Regions from separate parts of the Homo sapiens genome. Here region 1 is linked to region 2. Evidence: read pairs that join two places in POLR2A ChIA-PET (ENCODE). Cell type or tissue: A673. All regions are shown on one strand. Links, peaks and the distances in the headings refer to the core of each region. The heading gives the core; the rest is flanking DNA.

What was found. ChIA-PET counts read pairs that join two places held together with the same protein. Peaks named below come from ENCODE experiments on the same cell type or tissue, not always from the same donor. Only the 100,000 strongest peaks of a DNase experiment are listed, where the experiment ranks them.
Region 1: POLR2A ChIA-PET joins it to region 2 with 5 read pairs; 3 of 35 experiments call an interaction of 5 or more read pairs at or near these places.

The regions. Positions count from the first base shown.
Region 1 is chr15:75,993,225-76,001,560 of GRCh38, forward strand. The region is part of intron 3 of NRG4 (neuregulin 4); the gene reads right to left. Among named protein-coding and RNA genes, the nearest start is that of NRG4, 15 kb to the right of the region's middle. In A673, for the core only: no CTCF peak of the experiment used is centred there; no DNase peak of the experiment used is centred there.
Region 2 is chr15:76,134,469-76,142,804 of GRCh38, forward strand. It overlaps TMEM266 (transmembrane protein 266), which reads left to right. Exons shown (of 11, transcript NM_152335.5): 3 at 3,239-3,427. Among named protein-coding and RNA genes, the nearest start is that of TMEM266, 79 kb to the left of the region's middle. RefSeq lists enhancers at 4,949-5,108, 5,340-6,173 and a silencer at 4,960-5,254. In A673, for the core only: CTCF peaks have their summits at 5,209 (motif pointing left) and 5,415; a DNase peak (open chromatin) is centred at 5,203; H3K27ac peaks cover 460 bases.

The DNA.
Region 1 (8,336 bases), core at 265-8,264, 140 kb before region 2:
TTAAACCTGAAATTTTGGCTTTCACTAAATTTGGAAAATTGGGGACCATCATTTCTTTAAATATTGTTTTTTTTTTTTTCCTGCTGTGTTCTCTTTTCTCCTTCTGGGTTCCCAATTACAAGTATGTCAGTCATTTAACATCATTTGACAAGTCACTGAGGATTCTGTAAAAAAAAAAAAAAAAAAAAAAAAAAAATTCTGGCTGAGCACGAATTACATGTGTGGCTCACACCTGTAATCCCAGCAGTGGACAGATCACGAGGTCAGGAGTTCAAGACCAGCCTGGCCAGCATGGTGAAACCTCGACTCTACTAAAAATTCAAAAATTAGCCAGGCTGCATGCCTATAGTCCCAGCTACAGCTACTCAGGAAGCTGAGGCAGGAGAATCACTGGAACCCAGGAGGCGGAGGTTGCAGTGAGCTGAGATCGTGCCACTGCACTCAGCCTGGGTGACAGAGTGAGACTCACTCTCAAAAAAAAAAAAAATCTGTTTTTCATACAGATATTTTCAACAAAGCTTCAAGTACACCTACTCTTTCTTCTGTTTCCAATCCACTGTTAAGCCCACTCAGAAATTTTTTATTTCAGATGTTATTTTTTAATTCTAGAATTTCTATTTAATTATTTTTCCATATTTCTTATTTCTCTGCTGGGGTTTCCCATTTACTCACTGATAATAAGCAAATTTTCTGTTATATCCTTGAGAATAAATCCTTAAGATTTAAAATTATTATCTGCTAATTGCAATATTTGGCTCATCTCAAGGTCTGACTCCACTGATTTTCTTTAGTCTTCAGTATGGACGACATTTTTCTATCTTCATATGTCTAGTCATTTTGAATTCTAACCCAGACCTTACGAGTGACATGTTGTAGATTCTAGATGGTTACATTCCTTTTTAAAGTACAAATATTTTGTTTTATTAGGATAATTTGGCTTAACTGAAACTCTAAACTCTATCTCTCCTACTGCTGCAACAAGTGAAATGTCTATTCACTTTTCTTAGCCTTACCTGGGCTATCTGGAGTCCTCTATGCATACAAATTCAAGGCCACCCAGATATTTGGGCATATAAAGCACATAAAGAACTCAGGCTCCCCCTCTGTGGCCCTCTTCAGGACATTCAATTTCCAGCTGTGGTGACTGCCTGCATGTTTCCATCCCATTTTACCACTATGTGTTGAATTGATTAGGGGCTGTCCTCAGGCAACAAGCCATAATAATGGGAAACTCACCCAGTGACATTCCCTTCTTCTAGGTGTCAACTACTTTTGTTTCTTCCTGCTTTTAGTCATTCTCCAGTTTCTTCAAATAGTGTTTATACTTGTGCAGAGTTTATTATTTGTAAAAAGGAGGTATATGCGTATTTGATTATGAGCTACTCCAGCTGTACACAAAGCAAGTTGTTTTAATCAGAACTTATATTGATAATGCTCAAGCTTGAAAGTATCTTACAGAATTTAAAAATCTATGTGCTTTCTCTAAGACTGAAGTACAAGAATGGTATATTAGCCACAAGGATCATATTTCTGAAAGTCAGGGCCTAGTAGAAGACACTTAAAGAAAATAAGCAACACAACAATATATTTGTAATACACCTTGTCTTAGTCTATTTGCATTGCTGTAAAGGAATATCTGAGGCTGGGTAATTTATAAAGAAAAGAGAGGCTGGGCATGGTGGCTTATGCCTGTAATCCCAGAACTTTGGGAGGCCAAGGGAGGAGGATTGCTTGAGCCCAGTCTTGACAACATAGGAAGTTCAAGTCCAGTCTGGACAACATAGGAAGACTCTGTCTCTACAATAAATTTAAAAATTAGAGGGCATGGTGGCACGTGCCTCTAGTTCCAGCTACTCCCGAGGCTGAGGTGGGAGGATTGCTTGAACCAGGGAGGCAGAGGCTGCAGTAAGCCATGACCGCACCACTGCACTCCAGTATGGGAGTCGTCTCACTCCAGAGTGAGACCCTGTCTCAAAAAAAAAAAGAAAGAAAGAAAGAAAGAAAAGCAGTTTATCTTGGCTCATGCTTCTGGAGGCTATACAGGAAGCATGGTGCCAGCATCTGCTTCTGGTGAGCACTCAGGAAGTGTACAATCATGGCAGAAGGTGAGGGGGAGCCAGTGTATCACCTGGTGAGAGAGGGAGCAAGAGAGAAAAGGGGAAGACCACAGACTCTTTTAAACAATCAGATCTCACATTAGCTAATAGAGCAAGAACTCATTACCATGAGGAGGGCACCAAGCCATTCATAAAGGGTCTGCCCTCATGATCCAAACACCTCCCACTAGGCCCCCCCGCCCCAAACACTAGGGATCATACTTCAACATGAGATTTGGAGAGAGGATACATATCCAAACTATATCACACCTCAACTATATTTAGGTTGTGTATTAAGTACAAGTGGGAAACTGATGTGATGTCTAATACTTAGAGCTGAAGGAAATAAGATTATATAATGCAAATTGAATTATAAAGTCAATGGATCAGAGTAGAATAAAGCAAAGTTCCTTTAAATAATAGAGACTAGCTGAATATGCATTAACATATCTAAAGAAAGAGCTGTCAGTCTGAGGAGTTGGTTGGCAAGGGACACTCACAGAAAGGAGAGGCACAGAGGCAAACATCGGCAGTGCCTATCTAAGCACTGTTAAGTAGAGAGGGTATTGTAGCCAGAAGACTTCATGCATTACAGTTCTAAGTCAGATTATCTCTCTTGTGGAAATAAATGCATCAGACTAATTACAGGTAGACTTTCATATTATATAATTCTTGTTGTTTTCTTGTTTTCTCTATATCCATTAAAATATTCTGATTACAAATTTGGCTTCCCATACATGTCAGTCTACAGAGAAAAAGAATGCCTGGCTCACATCAACTCAAGCCTGTGTCAGTTATATATCATCATACATTAACAAATTGAAGTATCCAGCCTGGGCAACATAACGAGGCCACGTCTCAATAAATAAATAAGAATGCTTACTTTAGACACTAGCTCTGTAAGCCTAATCAATGTGTATCTGCTGTGAGAGATGAGATCCCTCACAATGTACTTCATTTAACTCTTAACAATCTACACTGAGGGGAGACCTCAGATTGTGATAATACCATGGTCACACAGTACTCATTGGGGCTATTTATTCCCTAGATATACCAACTTCATTGAGTAGTATGAATCTTTTAACTACAAGAGTTTGAAGCTCAGTTATTCACATTATTAAACAAATGAGCCTTGCTTTTTAATAGAGCATGTGTGTTTAGCTATAGAAGACAGTGAAATAAAGAGATACAAAAGAACACACTTTTGAAAGGTCAGGAAACTAGATAATAGTTCCTGACATAAAATTTCTTAGAGTAGCAAAGAAGAGATTTGGTCACAAAATTGGAAAAAGTGCCAAATTTCTATTTGTAACCATTTATTTTTATAGCAACTAGTGACTTGCTTAGATCATTCGTCTACATAATGATAGTACTAGATCCCAACATTATATTTATTATTACTACATTTGTTTATAGTCTTGGTAGGAATCAGATGAAATGGCTGTGTCAGAATATGAAAATAAATTTGATTCTAGATCAAACCTTGAATGTTTTCGGTGAAATGTATTATAGGAATTATATCATAAAGATCTATAAATATCCATATTACACATCACTACTTGATGGCCAGAATTAGCTCTATATTTGGAATTCTCTTCTAACACATATTGGTTGAGAAACTTTGTAAAAAGGATGAGGTAGGTGTCAATGAGAGAAAAATTATTTTAATAGTATTTTTAAGGCTTTTTTTCATGATCTTCTCCCCATTTGAGACTTTTCCCACTATAATACTTAGTAGACTAAGAAAAGCTTGAGATTTCCAGAGAGCTGATGTTATACATTTAATGAGAGAAAAAAATATGTAAACTAAATAAGGGCAAAAATCATTTCAGTAACATTTCTGTACAAAATTACAAATAACTTTTTACGAGATAATTCATCTAATTTTCTCTGAGAAAATTTTTATTTTTTGATACTAATTCAACTCCATTAATATTTAAAAATCTGTATTGCAAAGATATATATTGCAAAGATATTCTTCATAGAATTTCATCTCATCATCTTCTTACCCTTCTTTGCTTGGTATTAAATACCCCTATTTTTTAGTGATTGAAATTTCCAAATCCTTTTCCATCTTGGTTTTTCTCAAAAATTCACTCGAGAAACATTTTTGAGTAGTTTATTAAATTCTATGATATATACTAGATGTAGAAAATTCAAAGACAAGAGAATTATTCAGTCCCAAGGGGCTTAGATTCTATTAGAGAACAACAGACACATAAACACTAAGTACAGTAGAGAGAGATATAAGATAGAAATACGTCTGGGTACAGTGTGAGCATATAATAGTCAACAAAGTTAATACTAGCTGCCTTTAATTGCAAACTTACAAATACTGGTGACTTCATACAATGAAAGTTTAATCCTTGCTCACACTACTGTCTAATGCCCAATGCCAGTCAGGCAGCCCTTCTCCATCTCTTGGCCCTGACACCTGGAGAACATGGCCTCCAAGGTCACTAAGGCAGGAAAAATGAGAGCTGGAGTTTTTCAGGAGTTGGTTTTTCAGGGCCAGACTTGTGACTGGCTTGCATCCCTTTTGCCCATACTCTACTGTCCAGAACCCAGTCACATAGACCCAGTCTAACTGTATGTGAGGCTCAAACACAGAGGACCACATAGTTATTGGACACTAACAGCCTCTGCCACAGGGCTGAATGGCTAATTCTACCCAGAAAAGCTTCATAAAAGATACAAAGTTTGACTTGGGTTTCAGATCACTCTGCTTTATCAAATTCTATCCTACATAATGTGAAACCCGAGAGAATTAACAGAAAAATTATTATAATGATAACAGAAGTCAACAAAGTAGTGGGGCATTCATTCACTCAACAGATACTTACCGAAAACCTACTCTATGCTTGTTCTAGATGCACGGAAAATCTCAGTGAACAAAAAATAAAAATTTCTTTCCCTGTGGGACTTACATTCTAGCTTGGGGAGATACAATGTAAAGTAAATTATATAGTATGTTGGTAGATGGTAAGAGAGGAAGAGAGGGAATAGGCGAAGAATGGGTTTTACTTTTTAAAAAGTGGTCTAGGAGGCATCATTGAAAGATTGATAGTGAAGACTAAAAGGATGAGGGGGAGTTAGCCATGAGGATATTGGGGGAGAAAGCATTCAACACAGGACAGAAAGGCCAGGCCAACACCTTAAGTCTGGAACTTTCCTGGCATCAGGGAACATCAAAGAGGCTAATTTGGCTGCAGTAGATTGAGCAATTAGATAGTTGCAGGATATGAGGTGAGAACAATAATAGGGGCCATATCATTAAGGTTTTATAGGCCACTGGCTTTTATCTGAGTGAGACAGAGAGTCACTGAAGGGTTTTAAGCATAGAAATAACATATTTATTAAATTTACATATGGAAACAGATTTACCCCAGTAACAAAAAATCAAATCTATGGGAAAAAATTCAGAAATATGCAAAACATATATAATGTTAAAAACACTCTTGAAGTACAGAAAAGGATTTGAACTAATGGGAAGACATATCAATCCTGGATAAGAAGATTCAGCATCATAAAGAAACTTTCCTAAAGGGAATTTATCAATTTAATTTTTTATATTCTTCTGGACTGATTCTAAAGTTCATATGGAAAAATTAAAAAGCAAGGACAGCCAGGGTGCAAGGGAGTGCCGCAAAAACTAGACTTACCACATATTAAACTCACTATAAACATTCAACAATTAGAAGAGACTGCTGTGGGCATAAGAATAAATGGACACACCAAAGGAAAACGGAGTCCAGTAAGAATTAATACATATAGAGTTTCACATATAACAAAGTTGGCATCTCAAATCAGCAGGGGAATTCATTCATTCATTTAATAAATATTTATTGAGTACTTACTATGTTTCAGGTACTGTTCTAGCAGTAAACATATAGATAAAAATTTCTGCCCTCACAGGGCTGACATTATAATGGGAATTATGATCTATAAACTGATAATGTTGGGAAGACTGGGTAGGTGCTATGTATCCCCTCTAAAAATTCATGATGAAACATAATCTCCATTGTGCTGGCATAAGGAGTTGGGGCTTTCTTCACCCTCATGAATGGACTAGTTCCTTATAAAAAGGCTAAAGGAAACTAGCTTAGGCCTTTTTATGCTCTTCTACTCTCTGCCATGTGAGGACATAGTGTTCGGCCCTTTTTTGCTCTTCTGCCCTCTGCTATGTGAGGACACAGCATTTGCCCCTTCTGCTATGTGAGCTTGCAACAAGAAGGCCCTCACCACACACCAAAAGCTGGTGCCTTGATCTTTGGCTTCCCAGCCTTCAGAACTGTCAGAAATAAATTTCTACTGTCTATAAATTATCCAGTCTCAAGTATTGTTACAGCAGCAGAAACAGACTAAGAGAGTAGCCATATTAAAAAAGATAAATCTGGATCTATATCTTAAAACATATACATAATCCAAATAGAGACTTGGCACAGTGGCTTATACCTATAATCCCAGCACTTTGGGAGGCCGAGATGGGAGGATCATTTGAAACCAGAAGTTCAAGACCAGTATGGGTAACATAGTAAGACCTAAAAATAAAAAAATTAGCTGGGCACACTGGCACACATCTGTAGTCCCAGCTACTCAGGAGGCCAGCCTGGAGTGCAGTAGCATGATCTCGGCTCACTGCAACCTCTGCCTCCCAGATTCAAGAGATTCTCCCACCTCAGTCTCCTGAGTAGCTGGGATTACAGGTGCCTGCCACCACACCTGGCTACTTTTTATATTTTTAGTAGAAACGGGGTTTCACCATGTTGGCCAGGCTGGTCTGGAACTCCTGACCTCAGATGATCCACCCACCTCGGCCTCCTAAAGTGTTGGGATTACAGGCATGAGCCACTGCACCTGGCTGGAAAGTCTTTTTTAAAACTATGACTCGAACTTGAAGGGCTTTTAAAAAAAATTGATAGATTTGACTGCAGTAAAACCAGAAAACAACTGCATGGAAAACTAAATCCCATAAGCTAGGTAAAAGGAAAAATAAGCTATAAATAATTATCTATAATTGATATTATAGACAAAAGGCTAATCTTACTAATATAAAAGCAATATATAAACAAATACATTATCAAAAAGATTTTAATTAGTATTTAAACAACTGAACTATGCCCAGCTTTCCTCATAACTAGGAAAATAAAAATTAAAAGAACACTGAGATACTATGTTTGACATAGTAGTTTGACAATTCTGTTGCAAGGTTATAGAAAAACACGTACCCAAATATATTGGTGGGAGTTCAAAATAACATAATCTCTATGGATAGCAATTTGGCAACATATATTGAAGTTACAAATGCATTTATCTTTAACCCAGCAATTTCACTTCCAGGACTTTATTTTACTGATATATAATTGTATAATTTCATACATGTGCAGATTTATGTGCAAGGTAAAAAATTAGCTGGGCACAGTGGTACACACTGTGTGTACTTCTGCACTGTGTGTACAATACTCATTAATAGAGGCTTGGCTAAATACATGATGGTATATTCACACAAACAGAATACCTTCTAGTTGTAAAAACGAATTGGGAAGCCATATATTAAAATGAGCAGATATCCAGGATATATTGTTAAGAAAAAAGAAATACAGGATAGTACATATAGCAATACTCCCCAACAGAAATAAAATGTCTAGTTTTAAATTTTTCTTAATTATTTTTATCTTTTTTTAGAGACAGGGTTTTGCTCTGTTGCCCAGGCTGGAGTACAGTGGCATGATCATGTTCACTGCAGCACTGAAGTCCTGGACTCAAGCAATCCTCCCACTTTAGCCTCCTGAGTAGCTGGGACTGTCAGCACACGCCACCACACCTGGTATTTTTTTTGTTTTGTTTTGTTTGGTAAAGATGAGGTCTTACTATGTTGTCCAGGCTGGTCTCAAACTCCTGGCCTCAAGCATTCCTCCCTCCTGCCTTGGCCTCCCAAAGTGCTGGGACTACAGGCGTGAGCTACCATGCCTGGCCCCAATTTTTGTAGCCACATTGAAAAAAACCGAAAAGGGTGAAATTATTTGTAGTAATATATTTTCACTTCAATATATCCAAAATATTATCATTTCAACATGTAATCAATATAAAAGTTATTGAGATAGTTCACTTTTTCACATTAAGTCTTCAAAATTTAAGGATTATTTGATACTCATTGCACATCTCCAGTTCTCAGTCACACTAGCCACATTTCAAGTGCTCAGTAGCCACACATGGCTCCTGGCTACCATATGGGACCAC
Region 2 (8,336 bases), core at 316-8,315:
CGCTGAAGGTGAATTAATAAAATGGGAATCGCAAGGAAATTTAGAAATCTGAGAGGGTTTCTAAAACCAGGCTTTATGAAACCCGGGGCAGAATTCTTAAGGGAGAATTGCTTTCATTTCCCAAAACCTGAGATGCCATATGAACCAATCACTTAATCTTACCAAGCACCTGCAAGGTGGTCACTTATTTTGTGTTTTGCAACTGGTTGGTATGAATACTAAGATGAAAACAGCACTCATTCTATTACACCACACTGTCCTGGCCTATCTAGATATGGGCCTGACTGCTCTGTCATCTGGAGTATGAATCTGTTATCTATTGACACAGTAATGCTGTGTAACAACCAACCATAGAACCTTAGTAGAATACAACAAAAAATGTTTATTGCTCACATGTCTGGGGTACTCAGCTAGACAGCTCCTCTGATCTTGGCTGGGATGACTTTTAAATGTGGGTGATAGCTGGCTGTCAGCTGATCTAGAGGAGGCTGGACTCTGCTCCACGTCTCTCATCCTCCAGTAGGCTAGGCTGCTCACCCTCTCATGGGTGATGTTGGAGGTACAAGAGCACAGGCAGAAATTCACAGAGCCTTTTCATGCCTCTGCTGGTGTCTAACCTGGCTCTTCTACCATCTAACATCTCGTTGGCAAAAACAAGTCACATGGCTGAATGCTGAATCAAGCGTTCAGCATTTTTGATGGAAGGAGCTATGAAGTTATATGCCAAAGGGCATAGGCTCAAGGAGAGGTAAAGAATAGAACCATTAATACATTTTGTCTACCATACCGTTCTTTGTATCTAAGGAAAGGGTGTAGGCTAAATATAGCCTATACACTGTGGGACCTTCACCTCACCAGAGGGGGCCTTGTCTCTCTGCTGAGGTGACCACCACATGGCCAGAGATGGTGCCGGGCCGCTGGGACCACTGATGGAAGGGGAACGTGAGGCAGAAACGTTGGAAAGCCAGAAATAGTTTGTTCGCACTTCTTAGAGCCATATCCTGTTAATTTCTCTTATTGATCAGAAAGTTCTCTTTGTTTAGTTCAGTGATCCATAGTTTCCTTGAGTAGTCCAGAAGAAAAGAGAACAAATTCAACCCAGCATCTGCTTTTTGGGAACCATCTGGGGGAGCTGGGATTCCCCCCATAAACACCCACACTTTTATATCAATTGTTGAGAAACACTGAAACCTCACATTCTGTTTCGTTTAAAGATCTTGAGTCATTTTGTAAATGTCAAGCAATGATGAGTACTATTATCTGTGCTTGACAGGTAGCAAAAAGCAAAGGTTTAAATAAAGCCTACAAATGAGAATTGGGCATTAGAAATTACTTGGTGAATTCAGGTGGTCTAGGCAGCCAGGCTGTGGCATTCAAATAAAAATCTCACTTTCTCCTTAGTTATCGGATAATCCAAGCAAAAGAGAAGTAGGTATATTAATCTCTGAACTTCCGGGATAACTGCAGCTGTGGGTTTTTTTTTTTTTCTTTTGAGATAGAGTTTCACTCTTGTTGCCCAGGCTGGAGTGCAATGGCCCAATCTCAGCTCACTGCAACCTCCATCTCCCGGGTTCAAGCGATTCTCCTGCCTCAGCCTCCCAAGTAGCTGGGATTACAGGCATGCGCCACCACATCCGGCTAATTTTGTGTATTTTTAGTAGAGACGGTTTCACCATGCTGGTCAGGCTGGTCTTGAACTCCTAACCTCAGGTGATCCACCTGCCTTGGCCTCCCAAAGTGTTGGGATTACAGGCGTGAGCCACCATGCCCGGCCTGCAGCTGTGTATTATTGGTTAGATTTCAATGGTTGTTGGAAAAGTTTAGAATTTAGAGCTCCCACACAAGTATAGGGACTTGTCACTCTGGAGCTCCTCCGATCTTCTCCATATGTCTGTCACCTATGTCAGATCATAGTGAGAAGGAACAGCCCTTAGGAATATTCTATTTTACCTCCTCATGTTCTGATTGGAGAAACTGAGGTTCAGGAGGAGCCCTGCAGAAGTTGGCATTCAAACCAGCACCAGAGCCCAAGAGCAGTTTACAGCAGAGAGGACTGCCATCTCAGTATTAAAACTGGGCCCTCATTACCCTGGGCACTGACCCTCAATGTTCCCTCCAATATTTAAATTTTACTCCTTGCCATTATACAATTGTTCCTTTCTAACTCTCATTGTTTGGACAGAGGCACAAGACTGAGCCCCTCAGATTCTACAGGATGAGATAGGGTCAAGGACATACTGGATGGACCGAAGATGGTGCCCCAGGAAGCTAAGGGGAAGTTTTCTAGTCCAGCATCTCTGGACAGGGTTGCTGTGGGTATGTGGGCAGGACAGTTTTTAGTCGTTATTGACATATTGCAGGATGTGTAGCGTCCCCAGCCCTACTTAAATGTCAATAATGACCAACCGTGGTCATGGTGGCAACCAAAAATGCCTCCACAAATTGCCAAATATCCCCTGGTAGATTGGGAGGCGGTACTGCCCTGGCTGAGATGCCCGGGAATGCCACTGGAGTGGTTAGTTATTGGCAGTGCCCAAGGTGAGCCTGACAGTAAGATAGGAAGAGACCCACAAGCCCTCAGACATTGGATCAAGTGACTGCCATCCCCTATTCCCAACCTTAAGAAGAGACATATGGTAGCACCAGTTCAAATAGGAAGGGAGTGGCTACCAGGGACAGCTGGAGCCTCCTGTCCTCACCACCCCAAGGCCCACTAGGTCTCTACAAGTCTCCATGCAGGCTCCTCAATCACCACAGTACATCCAGTTGTGAACAGAAACCTGTTTTCTCTATTGTGGAATAGAGAATAGAAACATTTCAAAACACCTTTACAAAGAAACTCAGGAGACAACTTAAAAGAATATCTTACTCCCATACAGAGTCCAGTGACCCAGAGTCCTGAAAGTCTAAGCCATAGTTTTGCGGGCTGGCAGTTATCCATCTGGGTCTTTACCTCCCCTTCATGAAGGACTCTGCCCCACTAAAGCTCATATTTCCAGGTCTGAGCACTTCCTCTTCCCATTCTCCCACTTTTCCCCAACCATTGAAAGAGATGGGACTGTTAGGGCCTCAGTCCAGTCCTCGGGTCCGCGGGTGGCCAGCAGGGAAGAGGGGCAACCTTAAGCTTCCTCAGCCCTCCACTGGCATAGCAGCATTCTCCCTCCTTTCCTTGAGGAATGGAAGAATTTTTTGGCCCTTGAAGATAACTCTTTCCCATTGTTCCTCCTCTCCAACCCAGGCCTGCCATAGAAGGAGGAATTTCTGAAGTTGAGATCATCTCCCAACAAGTAGACGAAGAAACCAAGAGCATTGCTCCTGTGCAGCTGGTGAACTTTGCCTATCGGGACTTGCCCCTGGCTGCTGTCGATCTCTCCACGGCGGGCTCGCAGCTCCTGTCAAATCTGGACGAAGATTACCAAAGAGAAGGGTAGGTGCTGGGACCATTGAGCTAGCTAAGAAGTCCCTGGGTTAGGCTAGGCGCGGTGGCTCACGCCTGTAATCCCAGCACTTTGGGAGGCAGAGGCGGGCAGATCACCTGAGGTTAGGAGTTCGAGACCAGCCTGGCCAACATGGTAAAACCCTGTCTCTACTAAAAATACAAAAATTAGCCGAGTGTGGTGGTGCAGCCCTGTAATCTCAGCTATTCAGGAGGCTGAGGCAGGAGAATTGCTTGAACCCGAGAGGCGGAGGTTGCAGTGAGCTGAAATTGCACCATTGCACTCTAGCCTGGGCGACAAGAGTAAAACTCTGTCTCAAAAAAAAAAAAAAAAAAAAAAAAAAAATTCCCTGGGTTTCTATGGATATCTTCCAAGAAGCAGCAGCCAAGATGAGAGATGCTAACTAGTGAGACAGCAGAGGTTCACAGCAGACCACTCAGGCCCTTTTCCTACTCACGCATTACTTCCTCAGAAAAAGGCACTGGGCACAGACAATACCTGCCAGACGACCTCTTAGGAGAATCATAAAATTTATTTTAGGACCGAGGCACTCCTTAATGACCCATCCAATCCCCTCTATGTACACTTGGGAAGAAGGGGACCCACAGTGATTAGGGACTTGCCCAAGGTCACAGAGCCCATAAGGGATGGACTTGAGCTGCACTTTCCCTTTATAAAGCAGACTGTCACTAGGAAGCAACCAGGAAGAATGTACCCTACATGCAGGAACATGCTTAGGATGTAAGGGAATCTAGAGAATTCGGCTAGGAGCTCTGCAGACATTAGGGCTCTCCCTTTCCAGGGAAGGCATGCGGAATATGTGGGTCCACAATTCAAAAAGGTGGTCCTTACCTCCTCCTACTTAGCTTGTCAATCAGCTTGGATGCCTTCGTTTCCCAATTCACTTCTCATTAGCGTGGTCTGTCTTACAAACATACTTCCTGAAGGTGAGTGGTAGAGGGCAAGAGCTAGGTGGGGCAGGGGAGAACACACCAGTTTGATGTCCTTGATTTCATGGGGCTTGGTGGTGTAGCTGAAGGCCAAAGAGGGGTAGGAACAGGTCCTAGGGTCACACAGCAGATCAGACTTCCGACTCTGACAAGGGCTTTCCCTAGCTTCACCCTGGCAGGACCTTAGGAGCCAGTTCTGGACTTTTCTTTCCTGGGTGCCAGTAAACACTTTGGAACATGCTGGCTGCTTTGAATATAAAAATGAAGGGTTGTCAGGTATTTTAGAAGCAAACGAGAAGCCTTAGCTCAAGCTAAATTTGCAGAGCTTGGATTCCCTGGGCTTGTTTCTGGAAGGAGCTTCCCACTTCCTGAGATAAACCGCCTAACAATGGTGAAACCACACACCTTTTTTTGCAGAAACTACACCCCAGTGGCTTTCTCTGAAAATATAATTTTTCCAAGTATTATGCATATTGTCATCAGGACACTGGACAAAAAAGGATAGGCAAGCAGGTCGGAGGCAGCTAAGGGACACCTGCAGTGGCAGCACTGTCCTGAGCTCTGTCAGGTCCTTACCATCTTGAAGGCCGGGCTGAAACCTGAGGCCCCTGGGCCAGGGCCAGCTTCGTGCACATGTGACCTGTGCGGTAGCGCAGAGCCCCGTACTTAGAAGGGTCCCAACACTTGGCTAAATGCTCTGCCGCTGCTGTCTTGAAATTCTTAAGGAGCCCCACATTTTCACTGGGCTCTGCAAATGATGTAGCTGGTGGGTCCTTCTCTGAGCACCCAGCAAGTCACTGCGTCACTGCTCTCTGGTGGTCAAAAGCAGTAGTGCAGCCTTCTAACATGCCCTAGCTATTTCGGAGAATTCATTTCCTGCCCCCGGCCTGAGCCTGTTAGGCCCTTTTCACGTGAAGAGTAGCATGGTATGGAGAAAAGTGGGGAAACCTTCAGGGATTCTGCTTCGGAGCAAAGCAGTGTCCACATGTGCCCCCTGTGCGTGTTACGGCACCGCGGGTGGACCTTGCTATGGGTGTTCCCCCACCAGGTGTACCACCCTGTGATGTACCCCTTTCAGGGGTCCTGTGCTGTGGTGTACCCCTTTCCAGGTATCCCCTGTGTATCACTCCCTAGCCTGAACCCCAAGGCTGGCAGAGGCTTTGCCTTATCATTCAATTTGCCTCTAAATTGGGCCTTTGCAAGGTTCCTTCCCAAACAAACGAATCCAAATGAAGCGCCTGCAAGGCAGAGAGGCCTTTGATTTGATTTGAATCTCCAGGTGTGCCCAGGAAAGCTGTTCCCGTTGGGTAAATAGGAAGCAGCCCGAGGAAGGGATCTGCCTCGCTGCTGGAGCTCTCAGCTGGGGGCGCCGATTGGCAGCCAGAGGGCTTCCTGGAGGAAGGAAGCGCAGGCACAGGACCGGAGCCAGGGGAAACTGAAGCAAAGCAAAAACACACTGCGAGGGAGGAACGGCCTCTCTCCGCGAGGCTTCTTGGCTCTTGCTGCATTTCCTGGGGTTTTCCCAAAATGTCCAACCCGGCCCTTTCTGGGGCAATGGAAAACAAAAGGAAGAGTCCTCATTTACAGCTCTGAGCTTGGTTTCAGTCTTGTTCAAGATGCCTCTTCCTACGAAGGCCAGTGTTATGTATAGGAATGAACCTTTTCTGTAGGGAATGAAGAGACCTCAGGGACCCTGGCAGAAAGTGCTCCGTGGCCCCGCTGCCCGCCTCCCAGTGCTCTTGAGCTCCGTGATATTTCAGGGCTTTTCAATTTCCCTGAATCTGAGACCGTTAGAGCTGGAAGAGACCTAAACACATCCATCCTAAACCTTCTCAAAGGCAGCAGGGCCCAGGGAGTACAAGGAACTTGTGGAAGGTCACACAGTGACAGAGACGGGGGCGGGGCATGCTAGTTCATGCCTGTAATCCCAGCACTTTGGGAGGCTGAGGTGAGAGGATCACTTGAGTCCAGGAGTTCAAGACCAGCCTGTGCAACATGGCAAAACCCCATCTCTACAAAAAAAAAAAAAAAATTAGCCAGGCATGGTGGCACGCACCTGTCATCCTAGCTGCTTCAGAGGCTGAAGTGGGAGGATCACTTGAGCCCAGGAGGTCGAAGCTTTAGTGAGCTATGATTGCTCCATTGCACTCTAGCCTGGGCAACAGAGTGAGACCCTGTCTCAACAACAACAAAACATGACAGAGACGGGAATAGAGCCCTATCTCTGTGATCCTGATCCCTTGATCCTGGCTGGCAGCACTGGGCTTCCACTTCTCAGCCTTCCCTTTCTAACATCGTGGCTGTGACTGTGGGTAACATGCATTGTCCATGTGATTCCACTTCCAGCTACCCTGTCCAATGCCTTTAACTTCTCAGTATACTTTTTTTTTTTTTTTTTGAGACAAAGTCTTGCTTTGTCGCCCAGGCTGCAGTGTAGTGGCACGATTTTGGCTCACTGCAACCTCCGTCTCCCAGGTTTAAGCGATCCTCCCACTTCAGCCTCCCAAGTAACTGGGATTACAGACGCGTGCAATCATGCCCAGCTAATTTTTTTTTTCTTTTTAATAGAGATGGGGTTTCACCATATTGCCCGGGCTGGTCTCAAACTCCTGACCTCAAGTGATCTGCCTGCCTCTGCATCCTAAAGTGTTGGGATTACAGGCGTGAGCCACAGTGCCTAGCCTCAGTGTACTTTTTTAAAAAAGCATTTTTTAAAAATGTGGTAAAATACATGTAACAAAATGTACCATCTTAACCATTCCTAAGCGTAGGCTTCAGTGGCATTAAGGACATACACATTGTTGGGTAACTATAACCAGCATGCATCTCCAGAACTCTTCTTCTTGCAAACTAGAAACTCTATACCCAGTAAACAGTAGCTTCCTGTTCCCCCACTCCTCCAGCCACTGGAAACCACTATTCGACTTTCTGTCCCTTTGAATTCGACTACTCTAAGTGCCTCCTATAAGTGAAATCATGCAGTATTTGTCCTTTTATAACTGGCTTATTTTGCTTAGCATAATGTCCACAAGGTTCATCCATGTTGTAGCATGTGTCAGAATTTCTTTCCTTTTTAAAACTGAATAATCATCCACTGTGTGACTATACCACACTTTGTTTATCCATTCATCTGTCAGTGGACACACCCCACACTGGACTGTTTTTTCTCAAATGCGTCCATATTTTAGCTACTGTGAATAATACTGCTATGAACAGACCTGTACAAATATCTCTTCAAAACCCTGCTTTCAGGCCGGGTGCAGTGGCTCACGCCTGTAATCCCAGCACTTTGGGAGGCCGAGGTAGGCAGATCACTTGAGGTCAGCAGTTCAAGAGCAGCCTGGCCAACATGGCAAAACCCCGTCACTACTAAAAATACAAAAATTAGCTGGGTGTGGTGGCGCATGCCTGTAATCCCTGCTACTTGGGAGGCTGAGGCAGGAGAATTACTTGAACCTGGGAGGCGGAGGTTGCAGTGAGTTGAGATCACGCAGCCACTGCACTCCAGCCTGGGTGACAGAGCGAGACTCCGTCTCAAAATAATAATAATAATAATACCCTGCTTTCAATGCTTTTGGGTATATATCCAAAAGCGGGAATTGCTGGCTGACAGGGTAATTCTATTTTTGACTTTCCGAGGAACTGCCATACTGCTTTCTGCAGTGGTTGCTGCACTGTTTTACATTCCACCTGACAGTGCATGAGGGCTGTGATATCTCCTTGTCTTCACCAACACTGGCTATTTTACTTTTTGTTGATAGCAGCCTTCCTAATGGGTGTGAGGTGGTTTGGTGTGCTTTAAGTCCAGGAAAGTCCTGCGGGGTGAGGAAGAAGGAGCAGTCGCCTTGATGTGAAGTCAGAGCCCCATCTTGGCCAAGCTCCTTGACTTGCCTAGAAGCCCTTTGTCCTCCAGATAGCTGCTTAGCAGAGCCCAAACGGCAGAGCTGTC